Regions from separate parts of the Homo sapiens genome. Here region 1 is linked to region 2. The links are chromatin loops, found by intact Hi-C in ENCODE. Cell type or tissue: dorsolateral prefrontal cortex. All regions are shown on one strand. Each heading gives the region's core, and the rest is flanking DNA. Links, peaks and the distances in the headings are about the cores only. Region 1 overlaps FNBP1 (formin binding protein 1). Region 2 overlaps GPR107 (G protein-coupled receptor 107).

The links. A loop is a pair of places that touch in the nucleus more often than their neighbours do. Peaks named below come from ENCODE experiments on the same cell type or tissue, not always from the same donor. Only the 100,000 strongest peaks of a DNase experiment are listed, where the experiment ranks them.
Region 1: a loop joins it to region 2, with 4 times the contacts of the local background. A loop is called at or near these places in 2 of 110 quality-filtered maps.

What each region holds. Positions count from the first base shown.
Region 1 is chr9:129,922,953-129,931,956 of GRCh38, reverse strand. FNBP1 (formin binding protein 1) reads left to right here. Exons shown (of 17, transcript NM_015033.3): 7 at 2,262-2,390; 8 at 4,616-4,762; 9 at 6,800-6,997; 10 at 7,931-8,113. Among named protein-coding and RNA genes, the nearest start is that of MIR6855, 58 kb to the right of the region's middle. In dorsolateral prefrontal cortex, for the core only: no CTCF peak of the experiment used is centred there; no DNase peak of the experiment used is centred there; H3K27ac peaks cover 1,553 bases.
Region 2 is chr9:130,096,450-130,105,453 of GRCh38, reverse strand. It overlaps GPR107 (G protein-coupled receptor 107), which reads right to left. Exons shown (of 18, transcript NM_020960.5): 10 at 5,922-5,997; 11 at 4,752-4,825; 12 at 4,231-4,348; 13 at 904-1,034. Among named protein-coding and RNA genes, the nearest start is that of GPRACR, 43 kb to the left of the region's middle. In dorsolateral prefrontal cortex, for the core only: a CTCF peak has its summit at 5,647 (motif pointing right); no DNase peak of the experiment used is centred there; H3K27ac peaks cover 467 bases.

The sequences.
Region 1 (9,004 bases), core at 3,504-6,003, 170 kb after region 2:
ACAGGCGTGAGGCACCGCACCTGGCCTCTTTCGTTCTTTCTTCCCTTTCTTTCTCTCTTTTCTTCTTTTCTGTCTTTTTCTTGTGTTTCTGATTTTCTTTCTTTCATGATTAGGTCTTAATTTTCTTGTTTTTGTTTGTTTGGTGTTTTGTTTTGTTTTTTGAAACAGTCTTGCTCTGTTACCCAGGCTGGAGTGCAGTGGCGCAGTCACAGCTTACTGTATACTTGACCTCCTGAGCTCAAGCAATCCTCCCACCTCAGTCTCCCAAGTAGCTGGGACCACAGGCACACATCACCACACCCAACTAATTTATTTATTTATTTATTTATTATTTTATTATTATTATTTTTTGAGACGGAGTCTTGCTCTGTCGCCCAGGCTGGAGTATAGTGGCGCGATCTCGGCTCATTGCAAGCTCCGCCTCCCGGGTTCACGCCATTCTCGTGCCTCAGCCTCCCGAGTAGCTGGGACTACAGGCACCCACCACCACACCCGGCTAATTTTTTGTATTTTTTTTAGTAGAGACGGGGTTTCACCATGTTAGCCAGGATGGTCTTGATCTCCTGATCTTGTGATCTGCCCACCTCAGCCTCCCAAAGTGTTAGGATTACAGGCGTGAGCCACCGCGCCCAGCCAATTTATTTGTTATTATTATTTTTTGACACAGGGTCTCGTTCTGTTGCGCAGGCTGGAATGCAGTGGTAGTGATCACAGCTCACTGCAGCCTCAGCCTCCCAGGCTCAAGCAATCCTCCTGCCTCAGCCTCCTGAGTAACTGGAACTATAGGCACATACCACCATGCCCAGCTAATTTTTGTAGAGAGAGGGGTCTCACCATGTTGCCCAGGCTGGTCTCAGTTTCCTGGGCTCAAGCAATCTGCCCACCCGAGCCTTCCATAGAGCTGGGATTGCAGGCGTGATCTACCACACCCAGCCAGGTCTTAGTTTTCTGAAACATTGGTTCAGTAAAACAAAACAAAAACAAGCAAACAAACAAATAGTTGCCCTGGTTATGTTGGAAGACAGCCTATTTCCTGTTGTGTTTCTGGCTTACTGCAGTGAATTTGCCAGGTCACTTAAAGACCAAAAACCCTATCTTCATCTGGCAGGAGGTAGTTTTTTGCCTTGTGTGGACCTCAAATTGTGTTAGAGATTCACAAGATTATATTTATCAAAATAACACCACAATGCTATGTGAATCTAAGGTGGTATTAACGGCACAACCTCTTGTACTTCTGGATGACTTTAGAATTTATAGACATTCCTGTTTGAACTTTAAAATCCATTCTGCAACTAGTCAACAATTGTTGCCCCTTTTTTAGGTATGTGATCAATCAGAATATGAATTAGAGAAAAACAAATGTGTAAATTATTGATTTTTTAGGAGAAAAGCAATGCAGTAAAACATAAAATAGCACTCCTCAAAAAACATAAAAAGCATAAAGAAGTTGCCATACTTATTCCCTCTTTAGCATATATACTAAATATAAACATGCTAGAGAGCTTTAGAAAAGTCTCCTTAGGTCAGTGGTTCATATGCCTTTTTAGTGCATGAACCCCATTGAGAACTGGGTTTAAAAATTCATGGATTTCCCAGCCAGGCACCGTGGTTCATGCCCATAATCCCAGCACTTTGGGAGGCTGAGGCGGGTGGATTGCTTGAGTCAAGGAGTTCAAGAATAGCCTGGGCAATGTGGTGAGACCTCCTATCTACAAAAAAAATACAAAAATTAGCCAAGCATGGTGGTGCACGCCTGTAGTCCCAGCTACTTGAGAGGCTGAGGTAAGAGGATTGCTTGAACCCAGGAGGTTGAGGCTGCAGTGAGCCAGGATCGTGCCACTGCACTCCAGCCTGGGTGACAGAGCGAGACCTGGTCTCAAAAAAAGAAAAAAAAAAAATGAATTTCTCATCCCCTCCTCAAAAAAAAAAAAATGTGTATATGAGATGAGCAGAGGTTCCCACAAGGGTCATCCAAATAATGTAAATTGGCCCAAGTGCAGACAGTATAGAATGGTGTGTCAAACTAGAAGGTACACGCCACGTTAAGGCAGTAGGGAATGGTGGAGGTTTATACAAACTAGGATGCACATTGCTTACCTAAAGTCAATTCAATTCAGAACATTAAAAAGCACCCGCGGAATACATTTGAGGTAAATCTGGCCCCTAGGCATCCCAGTGTGCAGTTCTAGGCTTTTATTGATTGCACCCAGGCTTTTATCTATGGTGTATAAACGTAGGAGTATTCTTGTTTTTGCCCTAAGGCCCGACAACAAGCTCAAATACGTCACCAAATGGCAGAGGACAGCAAAGCAGATTACTCATCCATTCTCCAGAAATTCAACCATGAGCAGCATGAATATTACCATACTCACATCCCCAACATCTTCCAGGTAAGTCCTGAACATCTCTCAGATTTCATGTTTTATGCTTTGCTTTCCTTAGAAACATGACACTTCTGAATCGTGATTGCTGGGTTTGTATTCTGAGTCTGAGTCTTTATATAATTCCAAATTTCCACTAATTTTTTTTTTTTTTTTTTTTTTTTTTGAGACAGAGTCTTGCTTTGTCACCCAGGCTGGAGTGCAATGGCACAGTCTCGGCTCATTGCAACCCCTGCCTCCTAGGTTCAAGTGACTCTCCTGCCTCAGCCTCCCGAGTAGCTGGGACTACAGGCACGTACCACTGGGCCCGGCTAATTTTTGTATTTTTAGTAGAGACGGGGTTTTGCCATGTTGGCCAGGCTGGTCTCAAAGTCATGACCTCAGGTGATCTGCCTACCTCGGCCTCCCAAAGTGGTGGGATTACAGGCCTGAGCCACCATGCCTGGCCCTTTTTTTTGTTTTGTTTTGTTTTTGTTTTTTGAGACAGTCTCACTCTGTTGCCCAGGCTGGAGTGCAGTGCACAATCACGACCCACTGCAGCTTTGAACTCCTGGGCTCAAAGGATCAAGGGATCCTCCAAGTTCAGCCTCCTAAGTAGATGGAACTACAGGCATGCACCACCATGCCCTGCTAATTTTTAAATTTTTTATAGAGATAGGGTCTTGCTGTGTTGCCCAGGATGGTCTCAAATTCCTGGACTCAAACAGTTCTCCAGCCTTGGCCTCCCAAAGTGCTAGGATTATAGGCATGATAAATCATTTTTTAAAGCATCTAGATCAAGCATTGACTAGCAATATGAATGAAATATAATAATCTCAAGATTAATCAATAACTTTGCAAATTTCTATAGTTTGCACCTGCAGCCAATTATTTGTCAGTCTTTTTTCTTTTTTTCTTTTTTTCTTTTTTTTTTTTGAGATGGAGTCTTGCTCTGTCACCCAGGCTGGAATGCAGTGGCATGATCTCAGCTCACTGCAACCTTCACCTCCTGGGTTCCGGCGAATCTCCTGCCTCAGCCTCCTGAGTAGCTGGGATTACAGGCACCTGCCACCATACCTGGCTACCTTTTTTGTATTTTTAGTAGAGACGGGGTTTCACCATGTTGGCCAGGCTGGTCGTGAACTCCTGACCTCAGGTGATCCGCCCGCCTTGGCCTCCCAAAGTGCTGGGATTACAGGCGTGAGCCACAGCGCCTATTTGTCAGTCTTAAACTATGATTCTGTGATTAATGCTGTCTTTGCTAAAGGGATGATTGTGGTTATAAAAATGCCAACTTAACTATAGAAGTCAAAGCAGCATTCATAGAGTTATAGGATTTAAACAAATGACAGTTCTTTCTTTTGGATTGTTTTCTTTTGCTCATGTTAGGTTGTCAAAAATGGTATGAGAAAAGATAGACATATGTTCTTCCATTTTACAGATTTTTTGCAACTTTGAGTCCAATTGTAGAAAAAATAAATAATATATTTGCTTCTTGGTGTCTACACACACAGCAAACAAGTCCTTGTAAATTATAGTTGGAAGATACACTAGCATGTATTGGGCTGAGGCAGTTAATTAAATACTGTGCTTTTGGTAAAAGGTAAAGTAGTAGATTAAAGATGGAGAAAACGTTTGAGGTAGATTACAAATAGTGTTAGTAATAAAACTATTGGCCAGGTGTGGTGGCTCAAGCCTGTAATCCCAGCACTTTGGAGGCCTAGGCAGGTGGATCACCTGAGGTAAGGAGTTGGAGACCAGCCTGGCCAACATGGCGAAACCCCATCTGTACTAAAAATACAAAAAATTAGCCAAGTGTGGTGGCGGGGGGAGGGGGGGTGGGGCCTGTAATCCCAGCTACTTGGGAGGCTGACGCAGGAGAATCACTTGAACCTGGAGGCAGAGGTTGCAGTGAGCTGAGATCACACCACTGCACTCCAGCCTGGGTGACAAGAGCAAAACTCCGTCTCAAAAAAACAAAAAGAAAAACAAAAAAGAACTATTGAGTTTGGCATTCTTACTAAAATTAGAATGGAATTGTGCAAAGCATATATTTGGGCAGCCTAACATGTCTAGCAATTTATAAAATAAATGTACAGCTGGGTAATATGGAGGCTCCGTGTACTTAGAGCCGCTCTAACTCTAACCCATTTTTTCCTCAAAGAGAACTTGTTAGAGGTAACAATGCTGCCGAAAAACAACTTTGTTTAATAATAATGGACCAAACTTACTTTATACAAAATCTAATGTTGCAGAAAATACAAGAGATGGAGGAAAGGAGGATTGTGAGAATGGGAGAGTCCATGAAGACATATGCAGAGGTTGATCGGCAGGTGATCCCAATCATTGGGAAGTGCCTGGATGGAATAGTAAAAGCAGCCGAATCAATTGATCAGAAAAATGTAAGTATTGCCATTTGGACTTCATTGATAACTATTTGCAGATCCATTATTTCTCCCCATCCCCTTTCCATTTGACCTCATGTCATCATCTCATGGTGGATGGTTGCTTTTGGTGGTCACACATGCTCTGTGTCTTGGATTTAGCTGTATAATTCCTTTTTTGGTAAACACATTTAAGTGGTAAATTGTCCGAGACATGACAGAATTGAATTGAAGTATTTCCTGGAAAAAAGGTAAAGGCTTTGTTTCCTCTAAGGCAGGGTTTCTTTCTCTTTTTCTTTTTCTTTTTCTTTTTTTTTTTTTCTTTTTGAGATGGAATCTCGCTCTGTTGCCCAGGCTGCAGTGCAGTGGCGTGATCTTGGGTCACTGCAACCTCCACCTCCCGGGTTCAAGCGATTCTCCTGCCTCAGCCTCCTGAGTAGCTGGGACTACAGGCGCCCGCACCACGCCCAGCTAATTTCTGTATTTTTAGCAGAGACGGGGTTTCACCATATTGGCCAGGCTGGTCTCGAACTCCTGACCTCAGGTAATCCGCCCGCCTCAGCCTCCCAAAGTGTTAGGATTACAGGTGTGAACCACTGCACCCGGCCAAAACAGGGTTCCTTCAGCACTTTTGACATTATCTCAGGCCAGATCATTTTTCTTGTTGGGGGCATTTCAGAATGTTTAGCAGCATCCTGGCCTCTACCCAGCAGAGGCCAGTAGCACTCCCCGAGTTGTGACAATCAAAAATGTCTCCACACATTGTCACATGTCCTCTGGGAGGGCAAAAGCTTCTCTGGTTGAGAATACTGCTTTAGGGCAGTGTTCTCCATTTGAATTCCTAGAGACCTATTTCTCAAAAAAATATAAACTAGAACACCAGCATAGGCTTTTACTGTTAATTTGAAGACACAAATATTCAACATAAAAGTTATGCTGCTGGCTGGGCACAGTGGCTCACATTTGTAATCCCAGCACTTTGGGAGGCCGGAGCGGGTGGATCACTTGATGCCAGGAGTTCAAGACCAGCCTGGCCAACATGGTGAAACCACATCTCTACTAAAAATACAAAAATTAGCTGGGTGTGGTGGTATGCCCCTGTAGTCCCAGCTACTCGGGAGGCTGAGGCACGAGAATTGCTGGAACTCAGGAGGCAGGGATTGCAGTGAGCCAAGATCACGCCACTGCACTCCAGTCTGAGTGACAGAGCGAGACTCTGTCTCAAAAACAAACAAAAAAATCAGAAAACAATAGTTCTAAATTCTAAAAGCTCGGATGAAAAGCTCAAATGATGGCTTTTGAGAAGAATGAAAAAAGCTGGCCAGCTGTGGTGACTCAAGCCTGTAATGCCAGCACTTTGGGAAGCCGAGGCAGGCGGATCACCTGAGGTCAAGAATTTGAGACCAGCCTGGCCAACATGGCGAAACCCCATCTCTACTAAAAATACAAAAATTAGCTAGGCATGATGGCACATGCCTGTAATCCCAGCTACTCGGGAGGCTGAGGCAGGAGAATCGCTTAAACCTGGGAGGCGGAGGTTGCGGTGAGCTGAGATCACGCCACTGCACTCCAGCCTGGGTAACAGATTGAGACTGTCTCAAAAAAAAAAAAAAAAAAAAAAAAGCTACTAGGAAAAAAGTTATTATCAATCAGTACAATTTCGTTAGTTATCATCTGTATGAGATCATCATAATTCATTGTTTTTTTGAGATGGAGTCTCACTCTGTCGCCCAGGCTGGAGTGCAGTGGCGCGAGCTCAGCTCACTGCAACCTCCGCCTCCTGGGTTCATGCCATTCTCCTGCCTCAGCCTCCTGAGTAGCTGGGACTACAGGCGCCCGCCACCACGCCTGGCTAATTTTTTGTATTTTTAGTAGAGACGGGGTTTCACCATGTTAGCCAGGATGGTCTTGATCTCCTGACCTCGTGATCCACCCGCCTCTGCCTCCCAGAGTGCTGGGATTACAGGCATGAGCCACCGCACCTGGCCAATTCATTGTTTAAAAAGTGTTTGCATGCTTCTGAATGTATTTATATGCTTGTGGGTATAATTTCAGGATTCACAGCTGGTAATAGAAGCTTATAAATCAGGGTTTGAGCCTCCTGGAGACATTGAATTTGAGGATTACACTCAGCCAATGAAGCGCACTGTGTCAGATAACAGCCTTTCAAATTCCAGAGGAGAAGGCAAACCAGACCTCAAATTTGGTGGCAAATCCAAAGGAAAGTTATGGCCGTTCATCAAAAAAAATAAGGTACTGATGGTTGGCGTGAAATGAGTTTTCTAAGGTGTGGAGATTTTGACTTGATCTTTTAGTCTTAGAAAAACTAAGATCCTAAACCTGTAGTTTCAGAATGCAAAAGAAGAAGCTAGTGTGCTACCTTATGTTGAGACAGTATTTCTTTTTGGTGGTGGTATCTTTGCCATGGCCCTGTGTCTTATTTCAGATGCATTATCCTCGTACCGTGACTCCCACACTAACAGAGTACTGACCTCTCCACCGTTTCGCCTCATGCCTTTCCCTCCTTCCTCTCCTAGACTGCTGGTTACCTTGGCTGGGAGAGAGGATGTAGTGGGACATTCCTGTAACACTTTATCCGCACATCTACTGGAAATCGTTACCATGTTAATAACTTGGTTTTGAATTCATGTTAACATGTGTACCCATGAACATTTTTCATTTTCTTTTCATAGTGCGATACATAGGTGCATGACAGCATTAACCTGGGGACGTAGAATATGATCAAGGCAGCATTACTGCTTTAACTTTAGAATGACTTACTATTTATTAATTTAAACAGACTGCTGTTTCCACAACCTTAGCATTGAAGGTCTTTCATTTTCTCCCATCAAGCTATGTTAGTTTAGGTAATGTAGAAATATTTACCCTCTGGCTTAAGCTGGTTTAGAGTAACTAACTAGAGCTATAGTTTGCATGGGAAAGTCTGCACGAGCTTCTTGTCAGATATTTCTTGCTCTTCTGTCGCATTACTTACTAAACCTCCCAACTCTCATCATATTCTTCATTTAACCACCTCCTACATGTTTTCTTTTGGACCATGGCCTAAAATTTAATTGTTTGTGTTTTACTTGCGTTGGATTTCAAATATTATTTGATGCTTATTTTTGTTTTGTGTCTTCTTGTTTCTGATTTTTACTCTGTCACGGCTCCATCTCTTACATGTAGCTTATGTCCCTTTTAACATCCCCCCATCAGCCTCCCCCTCCCCCTCCTGCCTCTGCCTCACCCTCTGCTGTTCCCAACGGCCCCCAGTCTCCCAAGCAGCAAAAGGAACCCCTCTCCCATCGCTTCAACGAGTTCATGACCTCCAAACCCAAAATCCACTGCTTCAGGAGCCTAAAGCGTGGGGTAAGTTCTGCTCCGGAATCCTGTCTCTCTGGCGTGCTTTGGTTGCATGTTTGGTTCTGCATAACTAATTTTGTTTGTGAATGAATCCATTGTGTTTTCCCATAACATATAAAAAAGTTAAAAAAAAAAAAACAAAAACCATTATAGCTAGAAAGAAAAGCCAGAAAGAGGAAGAAAGAAAGAAGGAAGCATGGTGGTTGGAAGAAAGGAGAAAACCAGACAGCCCAGAGTTCTTTCTATTTGTTTCTTTCTTTTTTTTTTTTTTCCAGACAGAGTCTCGCTCTGTCACCAGGCTGGAGTGCAGTGGCGTGATCTCGGCTCCCTGCAACCTCCACCTCCCGGGTTTAAGCGATTCTCCTGCCTCGGCCTCCTGATTAGCTGTGATTACAGGCATATGCCACCACGCCCAGCTACTTTTTATATTTTTAGTAGAGACAGCATTTCATCATGTTGGCCAGGATGGTCTCGATCTCTTGACCTTGTGATCCGCCCGCCTCGGCCTTACAAAGTGCTGGGATTACAGGTGTGAGCCACTGCGCCCGGCCTTTTTCTTTTCGTTTCTAGTACATTTTGGAAGGACTTTACCCCTCTTCCTCTTTAAAGCATCCAAGTCATGCATTTTCTACCTTAATTTTACCAAAAAAAACCACTTAGATTTCATTTCTAAAACTAGCGACCTGAGACTGGGCGTGATAGTTCACATCTGTAATCCTAGCACTTTAGGAGGCCAAGGCAGGAGGATTGCTTGAGCTCAGGAGTTCAAAACCAGCTTGGACACCATAGTGAGACCCCCATCTCTTAAAAAAATATATAAAAATTAATAGGACAAGCGCAGTGTCTCATGCCTGTAATCCTGGCACTTTGGAAGGCCGAGGCAGGAAGATTACTTGA
Region 2 (9,004 bases), core at 4,109-6,608:
GAAACCCTGTCTCTACTAAAAATACAAAAAAAATTAGCCAGGCATGGTGACACGCACCTGTAATCCCAGCTACTCAGGAGGCTGAGGCAGGAGAATCACTTGAACCCAGGAGGCAGAGGTTGCAGTGGGCCGAGATTGAGCCATTGCACTCCACCCTGGGCAACAAGAGCGAAACTCCATCTCGGGTTAAAAAAAAAAAAAAGAAGCACTTGTAATGGAAGGCCGGGGTGAATCTATTTTCTTTAAAATTTATTTCAAAAGAATTGCATTCCAATAGCCATGGAATTATATCACTAAGGGTAAAGTGTTTTATTGCTGCTAGCCTTCTGAATTTCTACCACTCTGCATGTGATTTAATAAGGATATTTTCTCATCAACCACTGACTTGACACTAACACTTCTTTACACAGACCCAATGCACAATCTGTGCATCTAAACACTGCCATTTCCAGGAATGGAGCAATCCATTCTGAAAACATCAAAAATGTTTGTGTGCTGAGAACTATCACTAGTTTTATGTTAATGAACTTCCTCATTTTCCACCTAAGTTGGCAAGAACTGGCTGTTTATGGGATTTCTCCAACTCCCTACCACCACCACAAATTCAGGCTGCTACTTTAAGTTACTACCAAGTTCTCATTTCCCAATTCCTCTCTATTGTCTTAGAACTCTGTTAAATGCCAGCTCATGGTGACGGATTAGCTCTGCCAGAATACCCCGAGTAACTGGAAAAAGACACAGGGTTCTGCCCCTGGAGGCTGATTCAGGTCAGTCTGGGACTCAGAAAGCTGTACTTTTAAACACACGTCCCATGTGACTGAGATCAGTTTGGGAATGGCCAGTTCAGCTATTGGGCTTGACAGCCAAGCTGTCATGTGGCCTCCCTCCCTGTGAGCTACTCACCACACCACTGGGAAGAGGATGGCACCACAACACAACAGGTCGACCAGAAATAGAGAGTCCTTCCACAAGCCATATTCAGTCGTGCCCTCCTCGGTGGACTCTATGATGATGTAGGCTACATTTGCCAGGACCTACAGACATGAGAAGTTGCTGAGGCCCCAAAGCATGGGTGGACTGTTATGATGCTAGCAGCCCCAATGTGGGGTGTACACCTTGGCCTCCAGACCCACGATCTGCGACCACAGCATTCTTTCCAGTCCCACGTGCTCTTCCAGAACTCTGCCACTCCGCTATCAAGGAGAGTCTCTATGCCACCCCCCTGAATCTGCACAGGCCGTAATTGCTCTAATACAGTAAGATGGAAGTACTGCTGTGTGATTTCCAAGGTAGATAAAGCTTCCACCCAGCTCTCTTGGGACCTTTGGAGCCCTAAGCCTTCTTGTAAGAAGTCTGGCTACCCTGAAACTACCCTGCTGTACAGACCATGCAGAGATGGAAAGGCCCCCCCAGGAGCCCCGGCTGTCCCAGTCCCCACCTGAGCAAGCTTCTCAGCCCAGAAGACAGATGCGAGTGGAGACTTCAAGATGCTCCCAGCCATGGTGTGACTATGACCACAAGACCCAAGTCAGACCTACCCAGCTAGCCACTCTTGAATTCCTAACCCACAGAAACTGAGAGAGAGAATGACGGGTTATTGTCGTTTTAAGTCGCTGAGTTTTGGGGTGATTTGTTATGCAGCAGTAGATAACAGGGACACTTTGCTTTTCAGGTACCCCAAACCCAGTGGAGTCACTCAGGTGCTGGACTGCTGGATAGGTGGCACTTAACACCCTATTTAGCCACAATGCCCATACTTTTCAGGCCATGGTGCTCAGTGACAATAACTCATCTAAGTGCCAGACAATGGAACTGTGTTTTCAGAGACCAGAGGGTGAGCATGGCTGATTCCAGCCCTACAGCCTCATATACTCAGGCCCACTATTAAGCTCTGTACTCAGGCCCGTTATTAGGCTCTTAGCATAAGTCTTTATAAAAAGTCTTTCCACTGGCTAAACTGAGATGCCACAGAGCATAAGGGAAATTTACCACTTATAATACATCCTTTTGAAGATTACCACTGGGAATGGATGCAGAGGTTATCATTCCACCTATATACCCCATGAGAAGTCCCTGGTCCCAAATCTCTGCCTGACTTGCTGTAAAAGGTAATCCTCCACACTTTGCATGTAAAATCTGTAGTGCTATTATTTAGGAAGTCTCTAAGTTTAATTTCTCTTTCTATACAGGACTTAGAATCAAATTATCCGAAATTTCATTTAAAACTAATGCAAAAATTATCTGAAATTTCAGCCTCTCCAATGACCCCCAGCTTCTGGGTCCTTCCCTGTCCCACACTGCTCGTGAAGCCCTGTCTATCCAAAACACTAGCATCTGTGGCTCCATCTAAAAAGACAAAGTAGGGCTGGGTGCGGTGGCTCATACCCATAATCCCAGAAATTTGGGGAGCCAAGGCAGAAGGATTGCTTGAGCCCAGGAGTTTGACACCAGCCTGGGCAAAATAGTGAGACACGGCCTCTAATTAAAAAAAAAAAATTAAAAATTAGTCAGGTGTGATGGTGTACGTCTGTGGTCTCAGCTACTCGGGAGACTGAGGCAGGAGGATCGCCTGAGCCCAGGAGTTTAGGGCTGCAGTGAGCCATGATCACCACTGTACTCCAGCCCGGGCGACAGAGTGAGACCCTGTCTAAAAGTAAGAGGACAAAGTAGAAAACAAAGGCTTTCACATCTTAAATTCAAAATTCCATTTTGTCCTTAATTCACACACTGCATGAGAGACAGAATGTTCCCAGTGTTGAACAACGTGCCAAGAGTGTTCCTGAAACACCATTTTGCAGGGACATCATCTACTCCTTACTTAGAAACTTTCTGTCACTGCCCATGGCCAAAAGGAAGCAGTTTTAACTTTTCAGGCTGACATTTAAGGCCCTCCCAGACTAGTTCTATTGTCTAAATACTCATGACTTTCTTAATTTGTTAAATGTCCTTATCTTCTCAGACTGACATTCCATGGAACTCTGTGTGTCTGTCTTTCAGGGAAGCCCAGGACGGGCTTCCTGGAAGGCTATGCCCCACGACAGCCTGGTTCAGGCTGGTGGGGGGAGACTCTAGAGGGATGAGGGACTCTACTAAAGGGAAGAGGCACACGCAGCCGGGTGACAACCCAGTCTCCGTCATTCACAACTCCGAGACCTCGGCAGGCTGTAGGACTCAGTCTGGCTGAAGAAGTGACCACGGTGGCTCGACAGCCGAAAGACCGGCACAGTCCCTCAGCATGTTTTGCTTAGCAGACAGCAGGGTCATGTGTATTTACTGCCTCTGTCACATTCCTTTCCTTCAACACCCAGGCCAGCCCTATCTCTGTCACAAAGCCCTCCTTGATCCTTCCAACTTGAGTGCTTATTCTCTCCTTGGAAACACAGAGCAACTGGCCTGTCCCATTCATTTGATGTCAACACATGTTCCTCATTATTGAACGTAAGGGTGGATGAGGTCTGTTAGAACTCCGAGAGGAGCTCTGCTGCAAACTCTGCCAGAGTTGGGACGGCTGATCTGGGTGCCTCAGGAGTTGTCCCCTTCCACCCCCAACCTTCCACATTTACTTTGTGCTCCAAAATGTGAGAAAAGTTCACAGGGACAACTCTGTCAAACAGACGCTGTCTGGTCAAGCAGAGCAGGGTAGCTGTGCATCCCTGCTAAAACCTCTCTGTTCATTGTAAGTTCTTTACATCCAAGTTCTGCTTCCAGTAAGACAAGGCTCCTCCCGCAAAAGACTCACAGCCTTGTAAGGCTGGCCTTGGCCCTCGGCCCCAAACATGGTAAGGATTTAGGAAATGTTTGCCCCTCACGTCTACTACCATATTCTACCTGTGGAAACTCACTGGTGTAGTTCACGGTTTTAAAATACTTTGTTAATAAAATCACTACATCTCTGAGCTTCCTTGCCAAGGGCACCATTTAGTTATGAAGCAAATGATGCAGAAGAGAAAACAGTACTGTGTGTTACTGTGTGTCTCCCTGTCACTGTCAGCAGCTCTCTACTCAAAATCTAGGCCCCCAAAGGCCAGTGGCTGACTGATGCCCAAGCATCTCCCAGTGCAATGACCTGAAGTCTGTTCAGAATTCAGAAAGAGAATCTCAGTCTTCAACCTCCACTAGCAGAAGCTGGGGTTTCAGGGTGAGGTGACTCCCTCTTCCCATACAGGCTTGGAGCTGAGCCCTGCTAAGCGCCAAGAAAGGAAGTGACAAATGGGATGAGGGTTCTTTTACCTGGAGTGGAATGACAATCATGAAGATCTTTTTGTCTTTATCAGAAAGGATGTGCTTAATGAAAGCCCAGCCAGTGCCAATGAGTGCAATGGTGATGAAGAGTAGCGCCCCTTTCAAACTGGAAGAGAAAACAAGGAACAGACACCAGCAGGTCTCTTTAGACTCTCACTGCCAGTTAGATTGCATAGCTCATTCTATGAGTTCACAAGCTTCTTACAAAAGACGGGCAGCCAAATTTAGGAAATCCATCATACATGAGCACCACTTCCTTCAGGGCACACAGTTAGCTCTGCACCCCACAGCCTGGACAGCCAATGGCCGCAGAGAGGCAGGAGTATGCCACTAAGCCCGACTTCCCAAGTCTGGACAGCCACCCATGAGCTACACTCCTCTGGTATGGCAGGGGCCCAGACAGGCTGCCACAGGAGGGCAGGGCTGGTTAACTTGGGGCAGGTTGTTGCCCACCCCCCTTGTCTTGTATGTCATTTCATGGTGTATTTCACATGGACCTGCATACTTACAGGTGAGTTATGTAGTACACAACAGCCCAGCCTTCGATAGGGAAGCCCTGGGAGGAGATGTAGTGGTAGTCAATCTGAAATCAAACAACTGCATTTCAGAATCACTCATTATCTACATGGCTCCACAAAGAATCTTTTAACTTGGACCCATTTGGGAAATTATCCAAATCATTGTCATTTGGTGACGCTGCCACTGGATATATTATTGCCTTTTCCAAGGAGGCCACTTTCAAGTACAGCAAAGAGTACATGTCTAGAGACTGTCATCCTTGCAAGTGTGCTCCACGGGCACTTGGAGGCCCACAGACAGGAGAAGTTGTGATCTTACCCCCTTGGGCAAGTTCATTTTAATTTGCATAAGTTCCAAATATACAAAGCTGAGGCTCAATTCTCATGCCTCCAGCTTTATAGCATCAATTTTCTCTCAGATAAATATGCTAATACTGAATTGAACTTCAAATCACAGAGGAACATGAGGGAATATCTGGAAACATAAAAAAGTCGTGGAGGCCGGGCGTGGTGGCTCATGCCTGTAATCCCAGCACTTTGGGAGGCTGAGGCGGGCGGATCACGAGGTCAGGAGATCGAGACCATCCTGGCTAACACGGTGAAACCCCGTCTCTACTAAAAATACAAAAAAATTAGCTGGGCGTGGTGGCGGGCGCCTGTAGTCCCAGCTACTCGGGAGACTCAGGCAGGAGAATGGCGTGAACCTGAGGGGAGGAGCTTGCAGTAAACAGAGATCACGCCACTGCACTCCAGCCTGGGCAACAGAGCGAGGCCCCGTCTCAAAAAAAAAAAAAAAAAAAAAAAAAAAAAAAAAAAAAAAAAAAAGTCGTGGAAACAAGTCAGCAGGTGGCACTCTCATCTCTAGAAATGGTAAAAAAACAAAACAAACCAAAAACAAAGAAATAAAAACAATAATAAGTGTTCTAGAAAAACTGTAGGTCTGTAAGCAGTATTAGAAGATGTCTGAAGTCTAATATGAGGGGAGGTGGTAATCATTTACCCGCATGGCCAGGCCCTCCCAGACAAGAGGAGGCTTTATGAGAAATGTATTCTTTGTCTTTGTTTCCCACCAATCTATCCCCTTTCTTCAAATTTCTTTTGCCTGCTCACACAGGCATTATACGTAATTTCATGAATGATCCTCAAAATGCTAATACATACTGCATGGAACACCAAGGAAAGAGACTTGGTGAAAGGAAGGGCCGCCATCAGCCAGTGGATTTTAAATACATCATTCCTATAAAAACAGAGAGAAAACAATTAAAGGAAGATTCCATTCTCCCAAAGGACAGCCAAAGCTCCAGACATTAGCTATATTTATAAGGAGACAGGAAATATAATCTGTGCAAACCACAAACATGAAACTTTTTTTTTTTTTTGAGACAGGGTCTTATTCTGTCGCCCAGGCTAGAGGACAGTGGTGTCATCACGGCTCACTGCAGCCTTGAACTCAGGCTCAAGCGATCAAGCAGCTCTCAGGAAGCTGAGGTGGGAGGATGGCTTTAGGTGTATGCCACCATGCCCAACTAATTTGTTTTGTATTTTTTATACAGAAAGGGTTTTGCTAAGTTTCCCAGGCTGGTCTTGAACCCCTGGCCAAGCAATCCACCCACTTCGGCCTCTCAAAGTGTTGATATTACAGGCATGAGCCACTGTACCCAGCTAAAACTTTTTTTTTTTGAGACAAGAGTATCGTTCTGTCACCCAGGCTGGAGTGCAGTGGCACAAACTTGGCTCCCCGCTAACTCCACCTCCCGGGATCAAGTGATGCCCCCCCACCGCCTCAACCTCCTGAGTAGCCGGGATTACAGGCGTGCGCCAAGATGTCTGGCTAATTTTTGTATTTTTAGTAGAGACAGGGTTTCACCACATTGGCCAGGCTGATCTTGAACTTGTAACTTCAAGTAATCCACCCGCCTCTGCCTCCCAAAGTGCTGGGATTACAGGGGTGAGCCGCCACACCCAGCCACTTTTTTTATAAAGTACGTTTTGCTGGTAAAAAAGGCCTTGAATGGAGTCCTAAAGTAATCTCTAATACACAATTTAATGTTGTGAATGAACCTGAGAGTTATGCACCAAAGCTAGACATGATGGATTCCAACTCTTGAGTAAATGGAAATCTAACACAGGCTGCCAGCTTGTTCCCGGAAACCACCCTGGGAAAGCCAGAGGCAAGAATGAGGTAGATGGACCTGAGAAAACAGCACAGAACTCCTAGGAAAGCAGAAAGCGATTACAAATAGCTGTAGGGGAAGTCTGCAGCCCAGAGTAGGGGGACTGGGAGCCAGCAGTAGGGATGTGTGAGGAGAAAGTGCCAGGGTCATGCCCATTTCTCTCTCCTTCATGGCTGGTGTCTGCAAATACCCCAGGCCAATGAGACAAAGCACCCATTCCCATGCCCACCCCATCACAGATACTAGTCCACCTTTCGGCTGCCGGGCATTAAATTCCTCTACTCCTTCCCACCTCCCCTTAGGAATTAACCTAATAGAACATATTAAGACTATTATGAGGCTAGGTGCAGTGGCTCATGCCTGTAATCCCACACTTAGGGAGGCTGAGGTGGGAAGATTACTTAAGCCCAAGAGTTTGGGATTAGCCTGGGCAAGATGACAAAACTCCATCTCTACCAAAAATACAAAAAGTTAGCTGGGTGTGGCGGTGCACACCTGTAGTCCCAGCTACTTGGGAGGCTGATGTGGGAGGATCACTTGAGCCCAGGAGGCAAAGGCTGCAATGAGCCGTGACTGTGCCATTGCACTCCAGACTGGGTGACAGAGCGAGTCCCTGTCTCAAAACGGTCTCAAAACAAACAAAAATTAAGCCAGGAGTGGTGGTGCGTCCCTATAGTTTCAGCTATTCGGGAGGCTGAGGTGGGAGGATCACTTGAGCTCAGGAGTTTGAGGCTGCTGTAAGCCTTGATTACGCCACTGCTCCAGCCTGGACAACTTAGTGAGACCCTGTCTCAAAAAAAAAAAAAAAAACCCAAAGAATACAGGCAGCCACAAGAGGGGAAATGGTTAAGTCTCTAAAATGATAATCCACATCACCAATATTCAGAGAAACGCAAAATAAAGCAAGATACCACTTTACACCTATCAGATTGGCAAAAATTAAGATGTCAGTATTGGTAAGAATGTGGAGAAACAGCAAACCTTATTATGTATGCACCACTGGTAGACGTATAAACCTATATGCCACACTGGAAGGCAATCTGGCCCTTAACGAAATTAACTGATGGCTGGGCGCAGTGGCTCATGCCTGTAGTCCCAGCACTTTGGGAGGCCGAGGCGGGAGGATCTCTTGAGGCCAGGAGTTCAAGACCTGCTTGGCCAACACAGTGAAAACCCGTCTCTACTAAAAATACAAAAATTAGCCCGGCATGGGCGTACATGCCTATAGTCCCAGCTACTCAGGAGGGTGAGGCAGGAGAATCGCTTGCACTCAGGAGGTGGAGGTTGCAATGAGCCAAGATGGTGCCACTGCACTCCAGCTTGGGTGACAGAGTGAGACTCTGTCTCAAAAAAAAAAAAAAAAAGAAAAAAAAGAAAAGTAAAGAAAAGAAATTAACTACCCATGGCACAGTGTGCTTCCTTCTGGGACTGCAGCTCGGAGGCTGCACAGATCCACAGGGGATCTTTGGAGGTACATGCCAGCACTGGCTGAGGTAGCAGGGAGATGTAGGCAGTCCAGGCGTGTGTCTATCACTAAAGGACCAAAGCAGTCAAACGTGAGGACACAGAGCATGGGATGCTGTGGAGTAGGTAAAAATCAATGAATGAGATGCACACTCAGCCACATGGCTAGATCGCAGAAAGGATAATACTGAGTAAAAAATGTACAACAACGTCTATAGATATTTTATGTAAACTTAAAATAAATGCAACACCAGTAAACAGTACTTATCTATAAGAATATAGAAATATCCAAAAATCAGGCCAGACGCAGTGGCTCACGCCTGTAATCCCAGCACTTTGGGAGGCCGATCACCTGAGGTCAGGAATTCTAGACCAGCCTGGCCAACGTAGTGAAACCCCGTCTCTACGAAAAATACAAAAATTAGCCGGGCATGGTGGCAGGCGCCTGTAGTCCCAGCTACTCGGGAGGCTGAAGCACGAGAATTGCTTGACCCGGGAGGCGGAGGTTGCAGTGAGCTGAGATTGCACCACTGCACTCCAGCCTGGGGCACAGAGTGAGACGAGGTCTCAAAAAAAAAAAAAAAAAAGTCCAAAAATGTATATGCA